Regions from separate parts of the Homo sapiens genome. Here region 2 is linked to region 1. Evidence: read pairs that join two places in POLR2A ChIA-PET (ENCODE). Cell type or tissue: B cell. All regions are shown on one strand. Links, peaks and the distances in the headings refer to the core of each region. The heading gives the core; the rest is flanking DNA. Region 1 has its middle 59 kb from the start of ATF7IP. Region 2 has its middle 110 kb from the start of ATF7IP.

Region 1 (5,381 bases), core at 255-5,254:
GGGAGGCCGAGGTGGGCAGATCAGGAGGTCAGGAGATTGAGCCCATCCTGGCTAACACGGTGAAACCCCGTCTCTACTAAAAATGCAAAAAATTAGCCGGGCCTGGTGGCTTGCACCTGTAGTCCCAGCTACTCGGCAGGCTGAGGCAGGAGAATGGCGTGAACCCGGGAGGCGGAGCTTGCAGTGAGCCGAGATCGCGCCACTGCACTCCAGCCTGGGCGACAGTAGAGATTCCGTCTCTAATAATAATAATAATAAAGGGAGACTGCAAGGCTAGAGGAAGAAGAAAGGACCTGCCCCTTTGTATCTGCTTGTGCTTCCTGTGAACATCATGCCAGCAATGCTTCTTTACACTTGCCATGGCAGTTTCTTATTATAACATCAACTCCCTCTAGTTTGCAGTTTTTCTAACAGGGGCATAATGAATTTCCATGTACCTCCAATACCCTCAGAGACATCAGCACCAGCTGACTGGCACTCCTTCAGCATCCCTTCAGAAGTCTGGATTTTAGCTCCACAGAACCTCTCCTTTAAATTTCTAAGTTTTAGGCTGGGTGCGGTGGCTCATGCCTGTAATCCCAGCACTTGGGGAGGCTGAGGCAGTTGGATTACTTAAAGTCAGGAGTTTGTGACCAGCCTGGCCAACATGGTGAAACCCTGTCTATATCAAAAATACAAAAAAATTAGCCAGACGTGGTGGCACATGCCTGTAATCCCAGCTACTTGGGAGGCTGAGGCAGGAGAATCGCTTGAACCCGAGATGTGGAGGCTGCAGTGAACCGAGATAGTGCCACTGCAGTCCAGCCAGCGCAACAGAGTGAGCCTCTGTCTCAATAAATAAATATATAAATTTCTAAGTTTTTTTTTTTGAGACGGAGTCTCGCTCCGTAGCCCAGGCTGGAGTGCAGTGGCACGATTCGGCTCACTGCAAGCTCGGCCTCCCGGGTTCACGCCATTCTCCCGCCTCAGCCTCCTCAGTAGCTGGGACTAAAGACGCCCACCACCACGTCCGGCTAATTTTTCTGTATTTTTAGTAGAGATGGGGTTTCACCATGTTAGCCAGGATGGTCTCGATCTCCTGATGTCGTGATCCGCCCTCCTCGGCCTCCCAAAGTGCTGGGATTACAGGCGTGAGCCACCGCGCCTGGACAATTTCTAAGTTTTAATAATTCCAACCTCTTCCCTTTGTTGTTTTAGTGCTGGGGTGTTAGCTGCTTATTGCAACTGCCACTTCCATGATATCTCAGAGTTGTCTTTTTATCTTTTTTCCATGGCTAGTTAAGAAATTCATACTTAGTAATAATTTTTATATTAAATCCATTTTTTCGAGTTTTCTATTTTCTGATCAGCCCTTAATACATATAAGGATAGACCTTACTTTGTATGGTAGTACAGGATCATACAAATAATTGGGGAAGCCAAAACCAAGCAAAGTCATCTTACCAATCAATGGATATAGCAAGATGAAAAAGTTCTAGAGATTGCTTCACAACAATGTGAATACACTTAACATTACTGAACTGTATGCTTAAAAATGGTTACGATGGTAAATTTTGTTATGTGTTTTTTACCATAATAAAAAAAAGTGGAAAAAATAACAATTGTCTTTTGACCTTCAAAAAATTTTATCAAGATGTTAAAAACGGCCAGGTGTGGTGGCTCATACCTGTAATCCCAGCACTTTGGGAGGCCAAAGCAGGAGGATTGCTTGAGCCCAGGAGTTTGAGTCCAGCCTGGACAACATACTGAGACACTGTCTGTACTGAAAAACAAATGAAAAAAGACATTAAAAACTTTCTGTCAGTCTAAATGTATATAGGGGAAAAAAAGAAATGAAAAATATTTTTAGTACACCATACTTCAAAATATTAGAAACATTGAGAAACTACAGTGTTATATTTATTTGTAAAAAAAAAAAAAAAAAAGTATCAAGAGTAGTTTGAACACGGAGCTCATATCCAAGGATAATCTTCTGGTACAAAAAAAAAAAGAGTAGTTTCTACAGTGGTTGTCATCTTCTTTTGTCATATAACTTACAATATGGAGGAACATATTTTCCATGCCTTGGAAAACTGTAATGTACCCTTCTTAGTTTGATAAGCTTCCAACATTTTATCTTTTGTGCTTTCAAGGTTATATCTCCAAGATTTTATTTTAACATGAAGATTTTTTTGATAGCATCACTTTCTCTGAGACGTAGCCATCCTTTTTTTTTTTTTTAACCACAATTATTTTCTTTTACTTTTCTTTTCTTTTCTTTCTTTTTTTTTTTTTTTTTTTTTGAGACAGATTCTCGCTCTGTCACCCAGGCTGGAGTGCAGTGGCGCCATCTCGGCTCACTGCAAGCTCCGCCTCCCGGGTTCACGCCATTTTCCTGCTTCAGCCTCCCGAGTAGCTGGGACTACAGGCACCCGCCACCACGCCCGGCTGATTTTTTGTATTTTTAGTAGAGACGGGGTTTCACGGTGTTAGCCAGGATGGTCTCGATCTCCTGACCTCGTGATTCGCCTGCCTCGGCCTCCCAAAGTGCTGGGATTACAGGCGTGAGCCACCGCGCCCGGCCTCATTTTCTTAATTATGTCAATAAACTCACTATTTACTAAGTTCCTCTGGCTGCGTATGTAGAATCTCGTTAATGGTAGCAATGTGAACATCCCTGAAGTCAGCTATTTCTTCTATAACTCCATTATGTTTGATTTGCATTTCACTTCTGGCATCATCAACTTTAGTTTCTTTGCTGCACTTTCATCTTTGTTGGCCAACTTCCTTTTTTGATTTTCTATTTTTGTAAAATGCTATATAGGTTTATCACTGGAGAGAAGAAAGCAACACAACTACATGCTTTGGTGTCTGTGGGTGAAATGAACAGAGGCACAATGATCAATCACTGACAGATTTTGAAAGAAGAGATACGATAGATCCCTGATTATCATGTGCATGTTTTATTTACATAGTGATTTTTGGACTAAACAGCAGCAAAAGTTTTACTTCATGCACTTATTCCCAATTAATATACCATCATAAGTGAAATTGAGCCATGTTGTTGGGGCACTGGTATTATTTTTTTAGACAGAGTCTCGCCCTGTAGCCCAGGCTGGAGTGTAATGGTGTGATCTCGGCTCACTGAACCCTCCGCCTCCTGGGTTCACGTGATTCTCCTGACTCAGCCTGCTGAGCAGCTGGGACTACAGGCACTCGCCACCACGCCCAGATAATTTTTGTGTCTTTAGTAGAGGTGGAGTTGCACAATGTTGGCCATGCTGTTCTTGAGCTCCTGACCTCGTGATCCTCAGCCTCCAAAAGTGCTGGGATTACAGGCGTGAGCCACCGCACCTGGCCCTGGGCACTGGTATTATTTAACTAAACCTTGCTGTTATCTGTTGGATTGTGACCCCAAAAAACAATTTGAGTCCTTACTCTCAGAACCTCTGAATGTGAACTTATTTGAAAATAGGGTCGTTTCATATGTAATTAGTTAATATGAGGTCATAGTTGAGTAGGGTGGGGCCTTAGTCCAATATGAATAACATCTTTATAAGACAGTGTGAAGATAAGAGAAAAAGACCATGTGAAGATAGAGGCCGAGATTGGAGTTATGCAGCTATAAGCCAAGAAACCCTTAGAGCTACCAGAAACTAGAAAGAGGAAAGGAAGGAGACAGACTTGCCAGCACCTTGATATCAGACTTCTGGTCTTTACAACTATGAGAGAAGAAATTTTTATTGTTTTAAGTCACTCCGTTTGTGATATTTTGTAACAGTGGCCCCAGGAAACTAATACACATGCTAACTAAAATTTGTGCATATCAGAACTGTGCAAAGCAAGGACTGCCTATACTCTCAATTTATTATATTATTATTAATATATTATATGTACTTTTTTTTTTTTTTTTTTTTGAGATGGAGTCTCTCTCTGTTGCCCAGGTGCAGTAGCGCGATCTTGGCTCACTGCAACCTCCACCTCCCCAGTTCAAGCAATTCTCCTGCCTCAGCCCCCCGAGTAGCTGGGACTACAGGCACGTGTCACTATGCCCGGCTAATTTTTTTGTATTTTTAGTAGAGATGGGGTTTCACTGTGCTAACCAGGATGATCTCGAATGCCTGACCTCGTGATCCGCCTGCCTCGGCCTTCCAAAGTGCTGGGATTACAGGTGTGAGCCACTGTGCCTGGCCTATATATATGTATTTTAATCAAATTAGCTAACTGCTATTTCACAGAGAGAACCAGAAAGTAGGATATTGATACCTGTCACATGTAAGCATTTTAACAGGTTGGTGGAGCATATCTAAGGTGACCTTTATAGCCACACACACATCATTTTAACACTTTCTTAAGGTGGTGAAAATGAACACTTTCAGCTGCTTAACAACATATAAAATAAGAAGGAAAAGTATATATAAAAATTATATTTGATGACCAATGTTTCATTATTCTATCATATTTAGGTAATATCCAGGTTCAAATATGAACCATTAATTAATAGTAGTAATTCAGTGTCTTAAAGTTCTTAAAGATTTGTCTCAAGACTAAGCATCCTGGAGATTAAGCTGACATAGTACAGAACATAATTACTGTTGATATGAAAGTTTGTCAGTATTATAATTCAATTTAGTTGAATACATAATTTTATATATTTTATAATCTTAAATGCTTATATTGTACTCAATATATATTACTGATCAAATCAAGGAGAAGACATATAACTCTTTTTTTCTTTTTTTTTTGAGTCGGAATCTCGCTCTGTCACCCAGGCTAGAGGGCAATAATGTGATCTTAGCTCACTGCAACCTCTACCTCCCGGGTTCAAGCGATTCTCCTGCCTCAGCTTCCCAAGTAGCTGGGATTACAGGCACCCGACACCATGCCTGGCTAATTTTTGTATTTTTAGTAAAGACGGGGTTTCACCATGTTGGCTAGGCTGGTCTCTTTGGCCAGGCTGGTCTCCAACTTCTAATCTCGTGATCTGCCCACCTCGGCCTCCCAAAGTGCTGGGATTACAGGCCTGAGCCACTGCCCTCAGATTTTTTTTTTTTTTTTTTTGAGACTGAGTCTCACTCTGTCACACCGGCTGGAGTGCAGTGGTGCAATCTCGGCTCACTGCAACCTCTGCCTCCTAGGTTCAAGTGATTCTCCTGCCCCAGCCTCCTGAGTAGCTGGGACTACAGGCATGTGCCAACCATGCCCAGCTAATTTTTATAATTTTAGTAGAGACAGGGTTTCATCATGCTGGCTAGGCTGGTCTTAAACTCCTGACCTCAGGTGATCTGCCTGCCTCAGACTCCCAAAGTGCTGAGATTATAGGCATGAGCCACCACACCCGGTCATATAGGCTATTTTAAACTATACACATGAAGACACATTAAGAACCTGCAGATTCCATT
Region 2 (5,381 bases), core at 313-5,312, 54 kb before region 1:
TCTTCTGTTTTGAAAACGGTATTTTTTTACTGTGGTAATCCTGTTTTCCTTTCATTTTTGTGCAATAGATGTTTCAGGATGATCAAATATATTATTTAGCTATAGGTTCCAAAATCATAAGGCCTTTTAGAATAGTGCTATTCAAAGACTATAAAGCTATGTTGCACTTTTGCAACTATAGACATATATGTGATACTTCTGAGAATTTTTATTTAAGCCAAACAAAATAAAACAAAACACCATGATCTCTTGAACATTGTCATTGTCACTGTACTATTTCATGGCCAAGCCAAAATTCTTTGAGAGCAGATAATAGGAAAGATAGTATTTCATACAAAGTTGAGAAAATCATGGATGGCTAGTACAGGTTAACTAAATTATGCAAAGGCATGTATTGAGATGATGACACAATAAAGACAGGAATTCGGGGCTTTCTCTGTTTTCATTCAGAGACAAGAAAAGACTAGGCAGCAAAGCTGGGCATGGTGGCTCACACCTGTAATCTCAACACTTTGGGAGGCTGAGGCGGGAGGATCACTTGAGCCCAAGAGTTTTAGATCAGCCTGGGCAACATAGTGAGACCCCCCATCTCTACTGAAAATCAAAAATTATCTGGGCATGATGGCAATGTGCCTGTAGTCCCGGCTACTAGGGAGGCTGAGGTAGAAGAATTGCTTGAGCCCAGGAGGTTGAGGCTGCAGTGAGCCTTAATAGCGCCACTACCATCCAGCCTGAGTGACAGAGTGAGGCCCTGTCTCAAAAAAAAGAGACCAGGCAGCAGCTACTGACACCCTAGCTTACTACCCATCTCTGGGCACTATCTCTTATTAACCTATCTTTGAATTTTTATTAGGGTGACACCAGCAATAGTCCCATACTCCTAATCCAGGTAAGGGAAAAGAGAGCTGGAGGCAGAAACAAGGAGGGAAGGGATGAAGATGGAAAAGAGAGAAAGAAAATGAATGCCAACTAGTCTTCCTCTCCTCACTTTGGCAGTGATAGACTCTTGCTCACTCCCTTTGTGCACTCTGGTAGAAAAGCAGCACATTCCATTTAGTTATGCCTCTGTCAGCACGGCGAGTGTTATTTAATTGCAGAAAACAATTTGGAGATAAGAGTGAGATTCAGGAAGGAAATTATTTTCCTTTCTTTTCAAAAATGGTACAAAAATAACAAGAACAAAACCATACTTAAGGAAGGAAGTAGATGGAACACAATAATATGGAGAACCATTATTCCTTCCCAGATTAGGCAGGAGAGCTAGGATCTAGTCCTATCTGGCCACACAAAACACATGGTTCAAGCTTTCTGGAGTTCCGTTTCCTCATCTGAAAAGGCAGGGGGTTAATTTTGTATTAAGATACTTTGAAGAAGGAATAACCATTTTTCGTGAAAGTTCAAGGGAGGATATAAAAAGAAACTAAGATTTAACAACACTTATCTTGTGCCAGGTAATTAGCACTAGGATTTTTAAAGTAGAGACTCAAGCATCCTGGGTTTGTGTTTGTGTTCTGCCTTCTACTAGCTGTGTGACCTTGGGCAAGTTACCTAACTTCTCTGTGTTTCCTTGTCCCCAGCAGAAAATGGGAACAATGGGCCAGGCACAGGGGCTCACGCCTGTAATCCCAGCACTTTGGGAGGCTGAGGCGAGAGGATCACTTGAGTCCAGGAGTTCAAAACCAGCCTAGGCAACATAGCAAGACTTCCTCTCTACTAAAAATCTAAAAATTAGCCAGAAGCAGTGGTACAAGCCTGCAGTCTGAGCTACTCTGGAGGCTGAGGCAGGAAGATCACTTGAGCCCAGGAGTTCAAGGCCACAGTGAGCTATGACTGCACCACTATACTCCAGCCTGAGCAACAGACAGAGATCCTAACTATAAAAAATAAAAATAAAATGGGAACAATTGTACCTTCTCCAAAGGGTGGCTATGAGGAAAACAGTTTATATATACAATGTGGTTTATACATACTATATATACATATATATCATAACAGTAAACTGGCACAAAGTATTGCTATGTAATTGCTCTTATAATGATTATTACAACTTTATAGAGATATTTTTATAGATGAAAAAACAAAATAGATGAGGAAACCACGGCTTCAGAGCTTTGAGTTTTTCTGACCTCAATATTCGGTCTCTCAACTATTGATTACCCTGAACCAGTTAAAAGAAGTGAAAGTCAGCCGGGCGTGGTGGCTCACGCCTGTAATCCCAGCACTTTGGGAGGCTGAGGTGGGCAGATCACCTGAGGTTAGGAGTTCGAGACTAGCCTGGCCAACATGGAGAAACTGTCTCTACTAAAAACACAAATTAGCCGGGTGTGGTGACGCATGCCTGTAATCCCAGCTACTCGGGAGGCTGAGGCAGGAGAATCTCTTGAACGCCAGAGGCGGAGGTTGTGGTGAGCTGAGATCGTGCCATTGCACTCCAGCCTGGGCAACAGGAGCGAAACTCCATCCCAAAAAAAAAAAAAAAAAAAAAAAGAAGTGAAAGTCACAGAATTTTGTAGTCAGTTAGGGAAATCCTACCAGTTTCACAACGAGTCAATCAAAACCTTGCAATAAATACACAATAAAGCTGTGCTTCAAATGTCCTCCAACACCTAGCACAGCTTTTAGAACAGCTAATTTGCTTAGGTGAAGAAATGCTCCAGGCAGGGCACAGTGGCTCATGCCTGTGATCCCACCTCACTGGGAGGCAGAGGTAGGAGTCACTTGAAGCCAGGAGTTTGAGGGCAGCCAGAGCAACACAGAGAGACCCTGTCTCTGTGAAAAAATAAAAAAATAAATAGGCCAGGCATGGTGGCTCATGCCTGTAATCCCAGCACTTTGGGAGGCCCAGGCGGGTGGATCATTTGAGGTCAGGAGTTCAAGACCAGCCTGGTCAACATGGCGAAAGCCCATCTCTACTAAACATACAAAAATTAGCCAGGCTTGGTGGTAGGCACCTGTAATCCCAGCTACTAGGGAGTCTGAGGCAGGAGAATCGCTTGAACCAGGGAGGTGGAGGTTACAGTGACCAGAGATTGCACCACTGCACTCCAGCCTGGGCAACAAAGTGAGACTCTGTCTCAAAAAAAAAAAGAAAAATAGAAAAAAATAACCAAGTGTGATGGTGCATGCCTATAGTCCCAGCTACTCTGGAGGCTGAGGTGAGAGGATCACTTGAGCCCAGAAGTCAAGGCTGCAGGGAGCCAGGATCAGGCCACTGCACTCTAGCTAGCATCAGTGACAGAGTGAGACCCTGTCTCAAAAAAAAAAAAAGCCCCAAAGACATTACTCTTGTGTTGGGCTGAAATCCAGTGAATTGGTGGCCCCTCTCTCTCTCTCTCATCTGAAGGTTTTCAGAGATGCAAATTGCCTACTTGAAATTCTGTGGCATTAGACTTCTGCTTGGATGAGTCCCTGGCCAGGAGTAGAATCTTTTTTTTTTTTTTTGAGACTGAGTCTTGCTCTGTCACCCAGGCTGGACTGCAGTGGCACGATCCCAGCTTAGTGCAACCTCTGCCTGCCGGGTTCAAGCGATTCTCCTGTATCCCCTCCCTAGTAGCTCAGATTACAGGCACCCACCACCATGCCCAGCTAATTTTTATATTTTTAGTAGAGACGGGGTTTTGCCATGTTGGCCAGGCTGGTCTCAAACTCCTGACCTCAAGCGATCCACCCACCTCAGCCTCCCAAAGTGCTGGGATTACAGGCGTGAGCCACCTCGCCCAGCTAGGATCCATTTTTTTTTTTTTTTTTTTTTTGGGACAGAGTCTCGCTCTGTCACCCAGGCTGGAGTGTGGAGTGCAGTGGCGCGATCTCGGCTCACCGCAACCTCCACCTCTTGGGTTCAAGCAATTCTCCTGCGTCAGCCTCCTAGTAGCTGGGACTACAGGTGCATGCCACCACACCCAGCTAAGTTTTTGTATTTTTAGTAGAGGTGAGGTTTCACTGTGTTAGCCAGGATGGTCTCAATCTCCTGACCTCATGATCGGCCCACCTTGGCCTCTCAAAGTGCTGGGATTACAGGCGTGAGCCACCATGCCCGTTGTGTGTGTGTGTGTGTGTGTGTGTGTGACACGAAGTTTCAATCTTGTTGCCCAGGCTGGAGTGCAATGGCATGATCTCAGCTCACTGCAACCTCTACCTCCCGGGTTCAAGCAATTCTCCTGTCTCAGCCTCCCGAGTAGCTGAGATTACAGGCGCCCGTCACCACCCCTGGCTAATTTTTGTATTTTTAGTAGAGATGAGGGTTTCTCCATGTTGGCCAGGCTGGTCTCGAACTCCTGACCTTCGGGTGATCCACCCACCTCGGCCTCCCAAAGTGCTGGAATTACAGGCATGATCCACCAGGCCTGGCCGCCAGGATACTCTTTTAAAGGAGGAATTGGTAAATCCTTTCCCTCTGGTGATAGGGACAGTTTTGATAAAGATGGAAGGGGGAAAACCATGTGCATGACTCCAGACTCAGAAACCAAAACCCAAGTTGAATTCCATCTCAGAGTAAAATCAAGTACTACAGATGAGAAAACACAGACGGTAAGAATTATAAGACTAGTGTGTCTTTTCTTAGGGGATAAAAGCTGTTTGACAGCATCTGCAACAAGTGGTTCACAAACACGTCCATCATCTACTTCCTCAACAAGAAGGAGCTGTTGGAGGAGAAGATCACACACAGCCCCTGACCATCTGCTTCCCTGAGTACACAGGGTCCAACAAGTATGATGAGGCAGCCAGCTACAACCAGAGTAAGTCTGAGGACCTGAATAAGCACAAAGACACCAAGGAGATCTACACACACTTCACATGCGCCACCGATACCAAGAACGTAGTTCGTGTTTGATGCCATCACCGACGTCATCATCAAGAACAACCTGAAGGACTGGGGCCTCTTCTGAGGGGCAGTGGGACCTAGCAGGATGGGCCACCACCAACTCTGTACCCCCCAACCCCTGAGGAAGATGGGGCAAGAAGACCATGGTCCCCACCTGTTCCCTGGACACTTTTCTCTTCTTTCCTTTGTTCTTAGCTCCCCCATCCCCTCAGCTTCAGACATAGGGGAGGGGTTGCCACAGGCCTCCCTGTTTGAAGCCTGCCCTTGTCTGAGGTGCCAGTAATGGCCATGGTACCCCCTTTCTGGGCATCTTTCTGGTACCCCCCAGAAGCTGTGAAGATTCTATTCTACTCAGTAGCTCTCATTATGTAAAGAGGAACCCTGAAATAAATCAGTTGTTCCTGAAAGTTCACAAGAGTAAGAAAACAGACTGAATCGTAAAAGAACTAACTGGTATAAAAGAAGAAGCCAGAAAGTAGTGGACTGGGACCAGAGAAATAATATTTGAATTTAATTAATCTGTTCAACAAATATTTGCTCCTTGCTAACATTTTGCCAG

The links. ChIA-PET counts read pairs that join two places held together with the same protein. Peaks named below come from ENCODE experiments on the same cell type or tissue, not always from the same donor. Only the 100,000 strongest peaks of a DNase experiment are listed, where the experiment ranks them.
Region 2: POLR2A ChIA-PET joins it to region 1 with 7 read pairs; 6 of 35 experiments call an interaction of 5 or more read pairs at or near these places.

What each region holds. Positions count from the first base shown.
Region 1 is chr12:14,304,444-14,309,824 of GRCh38, forward strand. No RefSeq gene overlaps it. Among named protein-coding and RNA genes, the nearest start is that of ATF7IP, 59 kb to the right of the region's middle. In B cell, for the core only: no CTCF peak of the experiment used is centred there; a DNase peak (open chromatin) is centred at 2,778; H3K27ac peaks cover 687 bases.
Region 2 is chr12:14,250,346-14,255,726 of GRCh38, forward strand. It overlaps the pseudogene GNAI2P1. Among named protein-coding and RNA genes, the nearest start is that of ATF7IP, 110 kb to the right of the region's middle. In B cell, for the core only: no CTCF peak of the experiment used is centred there; a DNase peak (open chromatin) is centred at 2,590; H3K27ac peaks cover 706 bases.